Linked DNA regions of Homo sapiens: region 1 is linked to region 2. A link is a loop called in an ENCODE intact Hi-C map of the cell type or tissue named here. Cell type or tissue: ascending aorta. All regions are shown on one strand.

The links. Peaks named below come from ENCODE experiments on the same cell type or tissue, not always from the same donor. Only the 100,000 strongest peaks of a DNase experiment are listed, where the experiment ranks them.
Region 1: a loop joins it to region 2, with 4 times the contacts of the local background. A loop is called at or near these places in 4 of 110 quality-filtered maps.

The regions. Positions count from the first base shown.
Region 1 is chr6:168,953,358-168,961,357 of GRCh38, forward strand. LOC105378146 (a long non-coding RNA gene) reads right to left here. Exons shown (of 4, transcript NR_136250.1): 2 at 4,383-4,502. Among named protein-coding and RNA genes, the nearest start is that of LINC01615, 210 kb to the right of the region's middle. In ascending aorta, a CTCF peak has its summit at 3,705 (motif pointing right); a DNase peak (open chromatin) is centred at 3,724; H3K27ac peaks cover 658 bases.
Region 2 is chr6:169,249,516-169,257,515 of GRCh38, forward strand. It overlaps THBS2 (thrombospondin 2), which reads right to left and starts at 4,331. Exons shown (of 22, transcript NM_003247.5): 1 at 4,209-4,331; 2 at 1,218-1,291. The coding sequence starts at 1,269. RefSeq lists enhancers at 1,867-2,380, 2,893-3,405, 3,406-3,917. In ascending aorta, no CTCF peak of the experiment used is centred here; DNase peaks (open chromatin) are centred at 1,336, 1,986 and 4,436; H3K4me3 peaks cover 5,259 bases; H3K27ac peaks cover 5,924 bases.

The DNA of each region.
Region 1 (8,000 bases), 300 kb before region 2:
CTCTGTTCCTGTCCTGAGGCAACTGTCAGTTTGATTTCTGCCACTGTAAAATGGTTTTCATTTTCCAGAATTTCATGTAAATGGAGTCTTGCAGTGCATGCTCTTTCTTACTTTTAACCTGGCTGCTTTAATTTCACCTGACAATTTTGGGTGCATCGTCCACTCATTGCGTCCCCCAGTAGTTTGTTCCTTTTTATGGCTGAGTCGTTGCCCGTTGCATGAGCACAGCACAATTTATCTACCCATTTACCTGCTAATAGACATTTATATTATTTTCTATATTATTTAATATATATATTTAATATATTATTTAATATATTATTTTTATATTAAAAATAAAAAATGATATGAGCATTTGTATCCAAAAATTTGGGTCTCAAATGTATTAATTCTAGGAGTAGAATATCTGAGTCATATGGTAGGTGAATGTTTAATGTTTTATAAATTGACCACACTGTTTTCCAAAACGGTTTACATTCTCAGCCGAAGTGTATAAGAGTTGAAATTGCTCTGCATCCTCACCAGCGTTTGCTATGGTCATACTTTTAAATATTAGATATTCTCACACGAGTGCAATGGTATTGCTCTTATGGTTTTAACCTCCTTTTCCCTAAAGACTAGTACTGTTGAGCATCTTTTCCGTTGCTGATTTGCCATTTGTGCATCTTTTCTTCTTGTTGTTGTTGTTGTTGAAATATCCATTAAAATATTTGTCCAACTCAGTCCACAAATGTACTGAGTTGTTTGTTTTCTTACCATTGTGTTATAAATTATTTATATATTCAGAACAAAAGCTCTTTTTCAGATATTTATTTTGCAAATACTTCCTTTCAGTCTATTAAATAATTTTAATGATGTCTTTTGAAGAATAAAAGATTATAATTTTCATTTTTTTAAATTTATAATGTATAATTTCTTGTGTCCTCTTTAAGAAAACTTTGCCAAACAGAAGATCACTAATCTTATGTCCTATTTTTATTCCATAAATGCTATTAACTAATTATTATTGGCATTTATAGAAAATTCCTCCAGACAGCAGCAAAGTATATCTTTAAATTGAAATATTTCCCAAGATAGCTGATAGTCTGTGCCATAGACTAAACCTTAAACATGAAAAAAGAGTAGAAAACAAGCAAAGTATGTTCTGAAACCATAATGAAATTAACTGAAAATAAACAAAAATATATCTGGAAAATCTCTGAATATATGGCAAATAAACAACACACTTCTAAATGAATGATGGGTCAAAACTGAAGTCTTACACTAAACTAAAAATATTTTGAATCAAAAATTAAAATACAATATATCAAAATTATCAGGATGCAGCTAAGCAGTGCTTTGAGGGAAATGTAGAGTACTAAGTGCTTGTAATAGAAATCAGGAAACACCTAAAATCAGTAATATTACAAACATCTCTATGCCCAAAAGGAAACAACTTACATGAAAATTAAAAATGTTTCTACCTGTAATAATGAACATTTGGAATTTGAATTTTAAAAAAAATGTCATTTGCACAACATGGCTGGGCCTGGAGGACATGATTCTATGTGAAATAACCCAGACACAGAAAGAAAACAATTGAATGATCTCACTTATATGTGAGATATTTTTTTAAAAACCCTCAAACACACAGAGACAGAGTGTGTAACAGTGTTTCCATGGGTGGGGGTTGCAAGAGGACATGGGGGGATGTAGGTCAAAGGGATCAAAATATCATAGAAGGTAGGTGGGACAACAGTTCCGGAGACTGGATGCACAACGTGAGGGCCAAACTTCATAAAATTATACCATGTTAAGGATTTTTGTTAAATAAGTAGATTTTAGCTGCCTTTGTCACAAAAAATATGTGAGATAATAGATATGTTAATCTGTTTCACCACTGTAACCATTTTACCATCTATATTTCATAGCATCATGTTGTAAACCTCAAATATACACAATACTATTTAAAAGGCACTAAATCGTACTAAAATAAATGAAGCATTAGGTATAAATATAACAAAATAGGTGCAGCGTCTGTATGCTGAAAACTACAAAACACTGATGAAAGAAGGAAGAAATATCTAAGTAAATGAAGAAATATGCAGTTTCATGGATTTGAGGCTTAATATTTCAAAGATGTCCATTCTCCCATTTTCCCTGATTTGAGCAATGCAATCTCAATAAAATTCCAGCAAGTCTACTTTGTAAATAACAACAAGCTGAATCAAAATTCATGTAGAAAGGCAAAGAAACTATAATAATCACAAAAATTCTGCAAGAAAAACAAAACAAAATTCTGGAAAATGAACAAAACAACAAAAGTAAAGTACTCACATAACTTGATTTTAAGACACTATAACGTGACAGTAAACAATAAAATGTGGCATTGGCACTGGGATAGGCAATCAATGGAACAAAAGTAAGAATAGAGAAATTGACTCAGACATATATTGACAAGTGACTTTTGGCATAGGTACAAGTCATGTTAGGAAAGAAAGAGAATCCTTTCAGTTAATTGTGTTGGAACATTTGATATGCAAATGTCCCAAATAGGACCAATATATACCTTTTCCATATACAAACATTAATTCATAGTGGATTATAGATTTGAATGTAAAATGCAAAACCATACAACTTCTAGAAAAAAAACATAACAGAAAAGCTGCATGGCTTTGGTTTTGGTGGTGAGTTTTAAGATACAGTACCAAAAGCATGCTCAATGAAAGAAGAATTTTTAAAATTTGACTTTAACAAAATTTAAAGTGTTTGCTTTGCAAACGACCTGTAAATATGGTAAAAAAGCAAGCCACAGACTTGGAGCTATTACTTGCAAATTTCATATTTGATAAAGTACTTATATCCAGAATTTTTTCTCTCTCTCCCTATTACCCTCAAGTACTACTAAAGTTAAAGCTTAAAATAAAATTGACAACACCAAATGTCGATAGGCATGTGAAACCACAAGAATTCCCATTGCTGGTGGGAATACAAAAGTAGTATTCTACTTGGACGTCCACACCCCCTGGATCACAGATTGCCCATTTCTTATAAAGATAAACATACAATCATCTCATGGCCCACAAAGTCCTGTCCTAGATGTTTATCTAAGTGAATGGAAAACTGTGTTCACACAAAAAACAATTTGCAGATGTCTATAACAGTTTTATTCATAACACCTCAAACTGGAAACAACCAAGTTGTCCTTCAACACGAGTGGAGAAACAGACTGTGGTGTGTTCACACGACGTAAGGCTACTCAACAGTGAAAGGAGTGAGTAACCGACTCACAGGATGTAGATGAATCTTAACTGCATTTTGGTAAGTGAAAAAGGCAGCACCCAAAGGCTGCATATTACATGTTCCACTTATATAACATCCTGGAGGAGGCAAAAATGTAGGAACGGAAAAGGGGGCAGGGCTTCTAAGGGTTTGGGGATGGGTTGATGAGTGATGGAACTGTTCTGTGTGGTAGTGGGTGGAAGATTTTTGACTGCATTTCTGTGTTGTGGAAAGACATGGAAAAGCTAAAAAGTCAAATTTATCGTATGCAAAGTAAATAAAAACTCAACTAGGATTTGAGGAAATCTCAAACTAGAAGGATGACTGTGACAAATGAATCTAACTGATTACAAATGATGACACAACTCAGAAATGTTGCTCCAGAATCAGAGAAGAGAAGTGTGAATCTGGTGGGGAACTCAGCCGGGCAGGCTGGGAGCTGTCAGGCCAGCCACTTGGTGGTGCCAGAGGACCTCCAATAGAAGCTTGCACATGATTTTACATAATTTACCCAGACAGCAAAGAAGGCTCAGCCACTGCACTCAATCAATACCAGTGAGGACACTGCCACACTTGCTGAACACAACCCTGGAGCACGTCTACAGGTCAACAGCATGACACCGATAAAACTGAAAAATGGAAAAAGCACAGGAGCCCGAGCCTCTACACACAGAACCTGGGCCCCTTTTTGAATTTCATATGACTACACTGTATAATGAGTTTTGACTGTGTCCTGGTCATTGTTTAATTTTTCTCAGAATTTACTTGGAGTTTTACTGGTTGGAGATTTATGGACTGTATGGTAGAGAAAGCAAACATATAAATAAGCATAATTATGCTGGCTCCCAATGTAAAGAATGAATTCATTGTTCTAGTTTTGCTGGAGTTGTCACTGAAGAGCTCTGAAAGAAGCCTTCTGCCTGCTCAGAACCTTGAGGCATCCAGTGGCACCACAGAGCTAAAGCCATCCAAAGCATCTGGCGTAGCTTCCCTGGTAAAGATGTCACACTAGTCTCATGAGTCCACACTCCCTGAGAGCCCTATAAACTCTCACCATGTGAAACTATCACAGGTTCGCCATTATGCAAAGTATTTACCCCAAAATTTCAACTTTATCTTACTTCAGGCAGACATAGAAGAGGTACTTCCAAAGGTTCATGCAGTGTACTTAGGCTCATGGTCAATCAGCGCAGGCTGCCTTTTCTCCATGGCTCCGAAGCAGCTTCCACTAGACCTAAGACCTGGAAATGTTGTCTTATAAGAAAAGATGAAAAGAAAAAACATGCCCTAGATTCACATGGAAGGAAGACCATACTTTGCTTTTGGCCACTAGTCCACAATTAACCTGAGAGTTATGTCACCCAGGTACAACACCTGGTCCCCTGTCCCGTCAGAAACATTTACAGCAAAGATAGTCAGGAATGTACCAGAGCAGATGATGTTCTGGAGAACCCAAATTACGCAGATGAAGACAACTTATTTCAAAAGAAAGAGAAAATTGTGAGAAGTGAAGTTTCCGCCAATACCCACTGCAAGTGTGCCAGATGACTGGCTCTAGAGTGTCATCCTCGAATCTGGGGGCTTTCCTTCCCTGTTTTCCTGGGCATTTTCTTGGCATGTTGCCTACGTATGGTTCTTTTCTGTTAACAGGCACCTGCTGCCTCTCAGCAATGGTGTCTATAATGTTCCTCCCCCTACTATTATGAGCCACTAGCTCATCCCTAGTGGCTTCTTGTCATGAGTCTAATTTCTGGTTTGATATTCTCACAATGGGGCTCATTCTGACAATCAGAATCACTCCTAGGCTTGGTCTCACTGTCTCTGTGCGATAGCCAGACTCTTGGTATCAGTGTCTTGTGACATATACGTTGGTTTTCTGTGTAATTTTACTCAAACATGAAGTGACATTTTGCATGAAACTCTAATATTTGTTTCAAGGCATTCCTATAACTCAGTTTATCAAGACAGTTTGTTTATCTGTGCAAACTTCTCTCTATCAGGACAACATGTTGCTAATCTGAGCAAAAAGTTCATTTACCAAGTAGCAATGTTCTTGTGAAGGCTCACTTCGAAACTCTTGTCTTCTGTCCACAAACCTTACAAGATCACACCACAGGCTTTACCCAATCCTAATCAATTTTCATCTTAAAAGAATCACCGAAACCTACCATTTATTCTAACAAACTTGATAATCCACACTTCATCCTGATAAAAACGTTAATTCAGGAAATTCTTCTGGCACAGACTGGGGTCTCCGTATCTTTCTCCCTCCAATCATGATCCCGGCTCTTCCGGGATCCCATCTCTGTTGGTGAGGAGTCACTGGGGCTCTGGGAGCCCTGGAAAGACTTGGGACTTTAAAAGCTGAAGATTCTTAAGAAGCTACAATGTATATTATTTGTTGTTTTATTTTATTGACTGGTTCTCATAGCATACATATGTATGAAAAACTAGTACTTATCTCTTTTTTATCTTTCTAAGAAGTCTTTGCAAAAAAGAATTATGTGCTGGTTGTGTGTGTCTGTGTGTGTGTGTACACCGGTGTATGTGTGTAATGGGGGAGGTGCTGGTTGTATTATTTGAGAATAAAGAATACAAGGCTTTGAAAAGTCACTTTGCCCAAGGCTACATAGTAAGTTTTTTGGATTTTGTTTGTTTTGTTTTCTTCAAACAGGGTTTCATTCCTGTTGCCCAGGCTGGAGTGCACTGGCGTGATCTCAGCTCACTACAGCCTCTACTTCCTGGGTTCAAGTGGTTCTCCTGCCTCAGCCTCCCAAGTAGCTGGGACTACAAGCACATGCCAGCACACCTAGCTAATTATTTTTTCGTATTTTTAGTGTAGATAGGGTTTTGCCATGTTGCTCAAGCTTGTCTCAAACTCCTGGCCTCAAGTGATCTGACCGCCTTGGCCTCCCAAAGTGCTGGTATTACAGGCGTGAGCCACTGCACCTGGCCTATAGTAAGTTTAACAGCTGGAATTCCAACCTTGTGAAGCATTGATAAGAACTGGAAAAAAAAAAATTCAGAAGAGTAACTTAAACACATATAAAATGCAAATCCCCATGGAAGTGTATTAACTAGACATTACTTACTAGATTTCATTAAATTCCGGTAGATCTAAACATATTGCAATTACATGCACTGATATATTTTTGGAAACTGAATATTTTAATAGCTTTGTTGAAATATAATTAATAAACCGTACATGCCAGTTAGTATAGTCTCAGTGCTGTGCAACCACAACCACAAGGTAATTTTAGAACATTTTTACTCTGAAAGGAACCCCATACCCGTCAGCAGCCATTCTCTTGCCTGCCACCTCCCTCCACCAGTCCCTGGCCACCACCAATCTACTCGATGTCTCCATGGGTTTGCCTGTTCTAAAACTTTCATATAAACAGAATTATAGAATATGTGGTCTTTTAAAAATTCCTTCAAACTCTGTATTTTCCCTAAGCATATATCTAACTGAATTTATGAAACTTTTGCAATAATTTTAAAGGAAAGTTTTGAGTTACTTATTTTCAGAAATGGTAATATTCAATTTTTTTTAATTCTACACAGAAATAAATATCTTTGAAAAGCTCAGCTGTTGGAAGTGAAGATGCTTTGTCCAAATGGAGAAATAAAATTAGGATGAAGAGACGCTAATTTAACTACATTTTGTGATGGGAAAAATGCAAGACATTTATTAGGGAATCCATTCCCGATCCTGCATAAAAGGGCACAAACTTTGGCCACAGAGTATTTTGAAGGGGATACATGATAATATTAATTAAGCATATATATGGGGCCAGATTTATATTTTTAATAGACAAGTTAAAATACCCAAATTCATGCAAGGCATAAGAATGACAGCTTTGTGAGGAGCAAGCAAGGCCTCCAGGAAAGGGACAGGGAGAGAAAGTGGGAAGCGGATGGAGGTTGGGCTGAGGCCCTGGTCTCTGCTCTTCCCTCCTCCCCACCAGCCCGTTTCTCTTTTCCATCTTTTTCTACCCTCTATGACAAATGAGAGTGTATCAAATTCACCTCCAAATGGGCTAATGTATTTTCCATGTCTCCTTTCACTCGGTTTAAATATAGAAACAGAGGAGTGTGGAAAGGCACTAGCCCCAGCAGAGCGGGTTGGCTTTGTCCCCGGGTTCACTCTTGTGTCCTGGACAGGTCACTTCAGGTCTCTGCTCCTCGGATTCCTCATTTGTGAAACACAGGCAAAAACTCAAGGATCTCCACCTTGCTGTGGTGGTGAATTAGTGGGGTAAATGCTTAGCCCAGGGCTGGCTTGCTGTACCCTCCACAATGACTACTTGAAGTGGATCCCAGAGGCTCTTTTCTTTGCAATAAAGACAGTTTAAGAAAACGAGATTTTTAAATAACTTGTCTGCAACTTCTGCAAGAGATGATAAGAGCATATGGTTTCTTTCTAAGCTACTTTCAGATGAACCGTAAATCTTAATGCGTTCTCCTGCACTGGAGGGAGAAGCTGCTAATGCAAGCTCAGCCCTCCTGTGCAGCTCGTAATGAGGCAGGCCCCTCAGTCCCCTCTGCTCCCCAAGACCAGCCCCACAGCTGGGCAGTTGTTGCAATGTGACACACTTGGACACGTAGCTGAGACGTTATTTTGAAAATGAAGAACCAATATTTTTCTTACTTATAAAAGCAGTCCTGCTTCTCAAAGGAGACACCAATCCTGGAAGACCTGGGACAAGGTAGAGAAGAGGTCTTCTCCCCTCATGCCT
Region 2 (8,000 bases):
GGCTAAATCGTATGTTGCTTTCTTGTTGAGATCAACTGCCTAAAACCAGTTATGTCAGCAGGTTGTTATTTTGTAAAAATGTATTCTCCAACTCTTAATGCACCCTGTGGGTAAGGATCTGAAAGAGTGGTCAGTATCAAGTACAGAAACAAATGGTTTTAAGTCACCACCTAAGCTATTGGCAAGAAAAGTGATCAGATCTCACGAAAATCATAATAGTTTAAATAATTCAAAGCCAGGCGCGGTGGCTCACACCTGTAATCCCAGCACTTTGGGAGGCCGAGGTGGGTGGATCATGAGGTCAGGAGACGGAGACCATCATGGCTAACGTGGTGAAACCCCGTCTCTACTAAAAATACAAAAAATTAGCCAGGCATGGTTGTGGGCGCTTGTAGTCCCAGCTACTCGGGAGGCTGAGGCAGGAGAATGGCGTGAACCCGGGAGGCAGAGCTTGCAGTGAGCCCAGATCACGCCACTGCACTCCAGCCTGGGTGACAGAGCAGGACTCCGTCCCAGAAAAAAAAAAAAAAGTAATACACTGAACAGAAAGTTTAGCCAAAGCCTTCCTTTTCATCTAATATTTAGCAAATTAGAACAGGATAATACACAGGGTTGCTGACAGAAGTGGGCAATGGACCACTTTCCATAGAGTTACTTGGCAAGAATTAAAAGCTTTGATTCAGCAATTCTAATTTTGTAACCTATCCAAAGGATATAATCACAAATGCTACTTAAGATTTATCCACGTCAATATTTTTTGTGTCATCATTTATGCTAATGAAAATAAACCAATCTAAGTGGGAATTGATTGAAAAAGATCAGGCTTTATCTGTGATGAAATATTATGTGGTCATTAAAAATCATACTGTAGAAAAGTAAACACATGGGAAAATATTTAAAGGAGGAAGAAAGTGGAGCAAAAAGAATTCAACAAACACCAAATACTTGCAGTGTTGTGAACATCCTCTATAGAAAAAAGGATAAACTGTGCAACTCTAGGTGGAATTGCATTTTTCTCTAACACCTGAATTTTCCAAAGATAAATTATCTCATGTCATATTGGCTCAGAAGTAAGTTACTATTTGATTTATAAAGGAGCTAGAAGGTCCTCACGGGTAAGATTGTCCAACCACACACTTTATTTTGTCATCTCTCCCCTTGCAGCTAAGCCATATCTCACAAGCCAGAGAGAGACCACAGGCTCTGAGGACACTCACCTTGCGTGCTGGGCCACACCCACAGAGCCAGCAGGACCAGCCTCCAGACCATCCTGCCTCCTGCAGCTGAGCTCCTGGGAATACAGGAAACCCTTGTTAGTGATGAGTCCACAGCTGCAACCCTGCCTGTGAGCGAGACTGGCCCAGTGACTCACATGACCATTGAATAACAGTTTGCATATAAAACTCAGCACCAACTGGATTTGTGGCAAACTGAGAGCGAAGGAGGAAATTTACTCTTCAAGCAGGATTCTTCTAACTATAAGATTTGTTGAGCTAGCATTTGCCGGCAAGCACTGCACATCACGTTCTAAATATTCCTATTATTTCATCTTCATAATAGCCTGGGAGGTATGTGCTGCTCTAATTGTCCTCATTTTACAGATGAGCAAATGGAAGATGGGCAAGTTCAGCGCTTGCCTGGAGTAATTCTGTTCATACGACTCGTAGACAGGACTTAGATGTAGAAAGTTTGAATTTAGAAAAATATCCAGCCTGACAAAAATAATCTGTGAACGCATTTTGTGTAAATATCCAGCAAAAAACAGTTATGCATAACCTAATTAAATAGAATGAATATCAACTGTAAAAAAAAGTTACAAATAAACTTAATTTGGTGAATTATACTTACAAAACAACAGAACACTTGACTTAGCCATCATTTTGACCCTGCCTCTTTATTTTCCTGCAGGCCTGTTTTTCCATTCTTGGGGATTTTAAGTTGGCACAGCTCAGTGGAGGCTGGCCCCGAAGTCAGGAGATGTGGTCCAAAGCCCGGCTGGGCGATTAACCCTGTGGATCTCAGCTTCTCCTCTTCCGGGCGAGCATGAGCCTGAGGGTCCCAGGGCTCCCCAGGTCCCTTCCAGCAATTGGTCACACCCTGCTCTAGGTTGAAGGGAAGACTGAGACCCCAATTCTTCCCATATTTAGAATATCAAAGGCCGTTAACTTCTCATTGTTAATCCAAGGACTCTCCCTCTCCAGAAACAACATTTGGTAACCTGGAAATCCTCACCTTCCAGGAATAGAGAAACATTCCTCAGAAGAAGAGAAATGCTTGGCAGCACCTGCAGACCCCCCACCCATCTGCTGCTGGGACCCCCCCCCCAAACCATCTGCTCCCCCCAGTGCCGCCCCAGGGGTCCTTGGTGATTGTTTCATCTGTCCTGGCTCCGGAAGCAGCACGGCCTGCGGCCGGAGTCAGCACCAGGCTGAGCAATGCTGAGCACCAGCTGTGCAACCTAGGGAAACTTACTTAACTTCTCTGTCTCAGTTTCCTCATCCGTAGAATGAAACGTAGCGTCATGTAAAATGCCCACCTCATCGGGTTGTCATGAGAGATGAATTCGGCAAATGAAACTTCACCAGGGGCTGACTTAGCCCAGCGAGCCACAGGCATGGGTTACCGGAGCAGAATGTGCCTCTGGGTCTGGGGCGCTTTCTACTCTAACTGCCCGAGGCAGCTGCAGTAATAATGGTGGTGCTGATAGGGCCTTTCTATGGAGCTCTTAAGAGGGTTTAATGACAGGAGCGAACACTTGGCCATGAGCTTAGAACAGTACCTGCATGCAGTAAGCACCACAGAACGGTGTTAGAATACACAGCTCAGGTACAGCCTTGGCAGGCTCTTCCCACCTCCCCACCTCATCAGCCCACACTGCCGGGTACGTCGCAGTCCCCTAAGGACAGCTGTGTGGGGCTGGCCCTGCAGAGGCCAGCCAAGAACAGGATGGTAAATGCGAAAGTTCTGGATGCCCAGCTTCATAAGGACAGGTTAGAAAAACTAAATCAAACTCCTTTGACGAAACCAGATCCTACTGTCTCTGCCTTGAGGTAGATTCTTACAAGAGCAGGAGGCTAACAAAGCATCCCCTGCTGCGGATTGTCAAAGGACAGTGAGGCTCCATCCCACAGGAAGGATGAGCAGCCAGGCTACCTGGCCTCAGCCCATCCAGGGACACCGGGCATGCATGGATGGAGCCACGGATGAGCCAGTGCCGCTCACCCCTGCCCCAGCCTCTGCACGCCACACATCCACGTTTATGCTTGTGTTTTTCCAAAAGAAAGATTTCGGTGCCTGTCTGCAGCAGAATGTAGTTTGAATTTGCAAAGGTCTTTTAAAACTCTTTTCGTATGAACAATCAAAGTAAAAGATAGCTTTGCAGAGAGCTAATTGTTTACCGGCCGTCCACCACCAACAGCAGTCTGATTAAACACCAGACTCCTGGGTGCTCAGCTCCCAGTCCTGGGCAGCCAAACCCACCTTCCTTAAGTGGTAGCCAGGCAACCTGCCAGCTCGCTTTTCATATGCAAACTGCCCCAAGACTGTTAAAAGTCGCTGTGTGTCCCGGCAGTCACAGGATTTTCCATAGACTTACCACAAATACTCTCTAGTTATGTTCAAAACCACTTTTCAGCTGCTAATAATGTTAACAATCAGAGTCTCTCTTTAATCTACTAATAATGTTAACAATCAGAGTCTCTCTTTAATCTACTAATAATGTTAACGATCAGAGTCTCTCTCTAATCTACTAATAATGATGTTAACAATCAGAGTCTCTCTCTAATCTCCAGTTACTTTTCAGATATTCCGGGAGTTGTTTCTAATTCTCTCCTCAATAACAAACTCTCATGTGGAATCTTCTTCTTCGGAAACTGAAAACATAAAGCGTTTACCCGGGTTCCCAGGCAGGTATATACATTGAAATAGCAGCAGCCACAACCCTCAGAGAGGAAGGGGTGCCCGGCTGGTGAAAGCACAGCCACGGAGGAAAAGCTGAGGAGCGGCCACGTGCCTTGCTCTTCAAGCGGGCAGTAGAAACACCACGTGAAGAAACACTTGCCATTTAGTGTTAATAGATACACCACCCACCTTAAGTTAAGAATCGAAATTGCTCCTTTTTCTTCTCCGCTTCTTAGAGTTCGAGAACTCTAATTTCTTAAAATTAGAGCACCATTAAATAATTGATTGAGTTTAAGAAATAATCGTACCTGGTTTGCCAAAAAGATGCAGTGATGACTGGTTTCAGTGTTCCGGACCGAGTCAGAAAGGCGCAGGCTCTGCTGGAGCGAGAGACCGGCCCTGCAGTGCAGGATGCTCCGGTGGACGTGGCCGAGCGGCTCCCGGGCAGCGCGGCTTTATATGCCGCTTCTCCTGTGCAGGGCTGTCAATCAGACACACGAGGAAGCACGTTTAATTCATTCCTTCGAAGGAATGACATCATCCCCCTTCTGATCTCACCATTTGCTCCGAGTACCTGCTGCAGGGGTCCAAGTCCAGCCCCTCTGTACTGGATGCCGTCTCCTCCTCCTGCACCCCGGCCCCTGCCAGACAGGCCTGGGAGGAGCCAGACGGAGAGAGGGAAGGCAGGGACTCACTTTTCCTGTCTTCTCTCAGGAAATAAGATGCTATAAATAACACTAGCAAGATTGGCTAGAACTCCTCATTTTGCTTAAGAGAAAAAAATGCAAGTTCTATGCCTTAAATATGTTTCGAATTACTCAATGTGATATTGGTCTTTCTAAACCAAATGAGTGACTCTCAATAACACATGAAATACATCGGTGAGTATCAATAATCAGTCTGTATATTAATAAAGTTATTATGGTCAATAATCAAGTGTATTATGTGACAAAAATGAAATTTAATATAAAAGGAAGTTGCCAACATTTATCTCAGGCAGTTAGAGGACTGAAAAGCTGTACTGCAGCTTTGGGAAAATTCATTTTTACCCAAATTCTGCTTCATTTGCTCAGTGAGGATCCCCTAGAAGGACGTCTCCCAGTGGACGTGCAATACCCGTAGAAGGGTGTGTCCCAGTGGACGTACAGTACCCGGCCAAGTCCCCTTGGTGCACACTTGCACGTGGCCCCATCACAGGAACAACCTGACGTGCAGGCACAGAGCAAGGACTCGAGAGAACGAGAAGCAGTGGCAGCAGCTAACCCCCGCCCCTCCCACACCTCAGGCATCACCCGCAATCAGGGTGCACTCTGCATGGGGGTGGGGGGCACCGCTTCTCAGAGGTCAGGGTGGACGATGGATGCGGAGGGGCTGCTTCTCCCAGGTCAGGGTATACAGTGGAAAGGGGAAGCTGCTGCTCTAAGGTGGGGGTTGATGGTACATGGGGGAGGGGCTGCTTCTCCCAAGTTGGGCTGGACAGTGGATGGGGGAGGTGCCACTTCTCCCAGGCCAGTGTGAAAGGTGGATGGTGGAGAGGCTGTTTCTCCCAGGTCAGTGTGCAAGGTGGCTGGGGATGTGTTGTTTCTCCCAGGTCAGGGTTAATGGCAGACAGGGGAGCTGCTGCTTCTCCTGGGTTGGGGTGGACCTTGGATGGGGGAGGTGCTACTTCCCCAGGTGGGGTGGATGGTGACTGGGGAGCTGCTGCTTTGCCCGGAGCCACCTGCACCTGCTTCATGTCGGCACCTGCCTGTCAGGTTCCTTCACGTTTGTGTGGAGTTGTCAGCCTGGCCATGGATCCGTCAAGTCCTAGTTAGAGAACATTAAAGCGAATTTCTGTGGACACAACCCTTACTGTGTCTGTGGCAGGGGAGTGTCTCTTAAGCCTCCTGGCATTCCCCCACAGGGGTCCAGCGCTGCAGAGGTCGGCAGGCACCATGAAGAGCAAGCCTCACTTTCTGGCCTCTGTCTTCAGGGAGGATATGCGAGCGGGTGTGGGAGAGGGAAGGAGCTTTCATTTGTGAAAACCTCTGTTTTTCCTAATGGCACCTGTTTATTTATCACTTGGCAAACATCAGTTTCCGACACATGCACAGACAAAAGCCTCCAAGAGTGTATGTGTCATGTTTAAGGTACGTTATTTTGCTTTTTAAGCTATTAGGGACAAAGTCATCATTTGAATTAAAAAGTAGTTTAAATAGATTGATGTTATCTCAAATTCAAAAAAAGTATAAACCAGTTCCCCTTAAAGAATTTTCAGTGGATAATTATCCATTCATCAGTTTGAGTTTTTCTGCCTCCAGGTTAGTTTTTCCTGGGGCCAGAACATGGAGGGCGGCATCCCCTACTCTGCGTGCCACGGCCTCTCCTGTTCCTCAGTCCACAGAATGCGTGTTTCCTGATTAAAGCTGAAGACAGGCAGCTCAGCTGCTCAGCACTTCAGGAGCATGCGGTGAAGACCGTGACACTCACTGGGGAGCAGGAAGGTATGTATTCATGACTCCACGTGCCGATGGGCAGGTACAGAGAAGATGGGCCTCCTTCTGTAAAATCTGGCAGCCCAGAATCAGGGAAGTCTGTTTAGAGGAGACAGAAGGTAAGCCGATTGGAACATGGCCCGTGAATGGGGTGTCCCCAGTTGAGAAAGTATTTCAGGCAGAGAGAGTGGGTAGGTGTTCATGGTGCAAAGAACAGCAGGCTCCTGGTGCGGCACCCAGGCCAGGTGCATGGAATGGGCTTCATAGACGATGGAAGTCACAGAGAGTTTCCTGGCAGGGTGAGGCGGGACTTCATGGGCCCACTGTGCAGGGGACCAGAGGGGGAGTAGAGGGGACAGCCCCTGGTCAGCATCTTCCCTGGGCCCCCTGGGGGTGAGGAGGAAGGGAGATGTGAGGATGAAACAAAAAGCAGTCAGAGGCTTCGTCAGGAAAGCCAGCGATGCTGAGGGAAGCATCATCACATGTGTGCGCGGGAGGATGAGGGACAGACACGCAGCAGGTGGAATCATGTCCCCCCAAGTTCACATCCACCCCAAACCTGTGAATGAGCTTACTGGAAATACCACAGTGCTTGTGGATGAAATCAAGTGTAGATGTCGTCGAACTGATGTAGGACAGGCTCCAAATCTAATGGCTAGTGTTCTAATAAGAATAAAGAATATGAAGACGGAGACACAGGGCGAGCTCCGCTTGATGAAAGAGGCAGAGACCACAGTGATGCAACCACTAGCCAAGGTCACCAAGGGCTGCCAGAAACACCAGAACTGTGGGAGACAGGGAAGGGGCCTCTGCCAGAACATTCCGAGGACGTGCAGCCCTGCCACACACTGCATTTAAAACTGCTGGACTCCAGAACCATGGGACAATACATGTGTGTTGTTTGTGATACTTCATCATAGCGGGCCCAGGGAACTAATACAGGCACACCTTGGAGATACCGCAGGCTCGGTTCCACACCTCTGCAATAAAGTGAGTTGCATGGATTTGTGCTTTCCCAGTGCATATAAAAGGGATGTTTACACTCCACTATTGTCTATTAAGGGTGCAATAGCATTATGTCTAAGAGAACAATGTGCATATCTTAATTCTAAAACATTTCATTGCTCAAAACTACTAACCGTCATTTGAGCCTTCAATGAGCCGTCATCTTTTCGCTGGTGGAGAGTCTTGCCTCAATGCTGGTGGCTGCTGACTGATCAGGGTGGTGGTTGCTGATGGTTGGAGTGTCTGTAGCAGGTTCTTAGAGTAAGACCACAATGAAGTTTGCTGCATCTATGGACTCTTTTATAAAACGTTTCTCTGTAGCATATCATGGTTTTTGATAGCAGTTTACTCACACAATAACTTGTTTCAAAATTGATGTCCATTCTCTGAAATGCTGCTGCTGTTTTTTCAACTTAGCTTATGTAATAGTCTAAATTATTTGTTGTCATCTCAACATCTTCCCCAGGAGTGAAGCATTTCACAACATCTTCACTGGGAGTACATTTCATCTGAAAAAATCATTTTCTTTGCTCATCCTTAAGAAATAACTCCTGATCCATTCAAGTTTTATCATGAGAGTACAGCAATTCAGTCCCATCCTCAGGCCCAGCTTCTAACTCT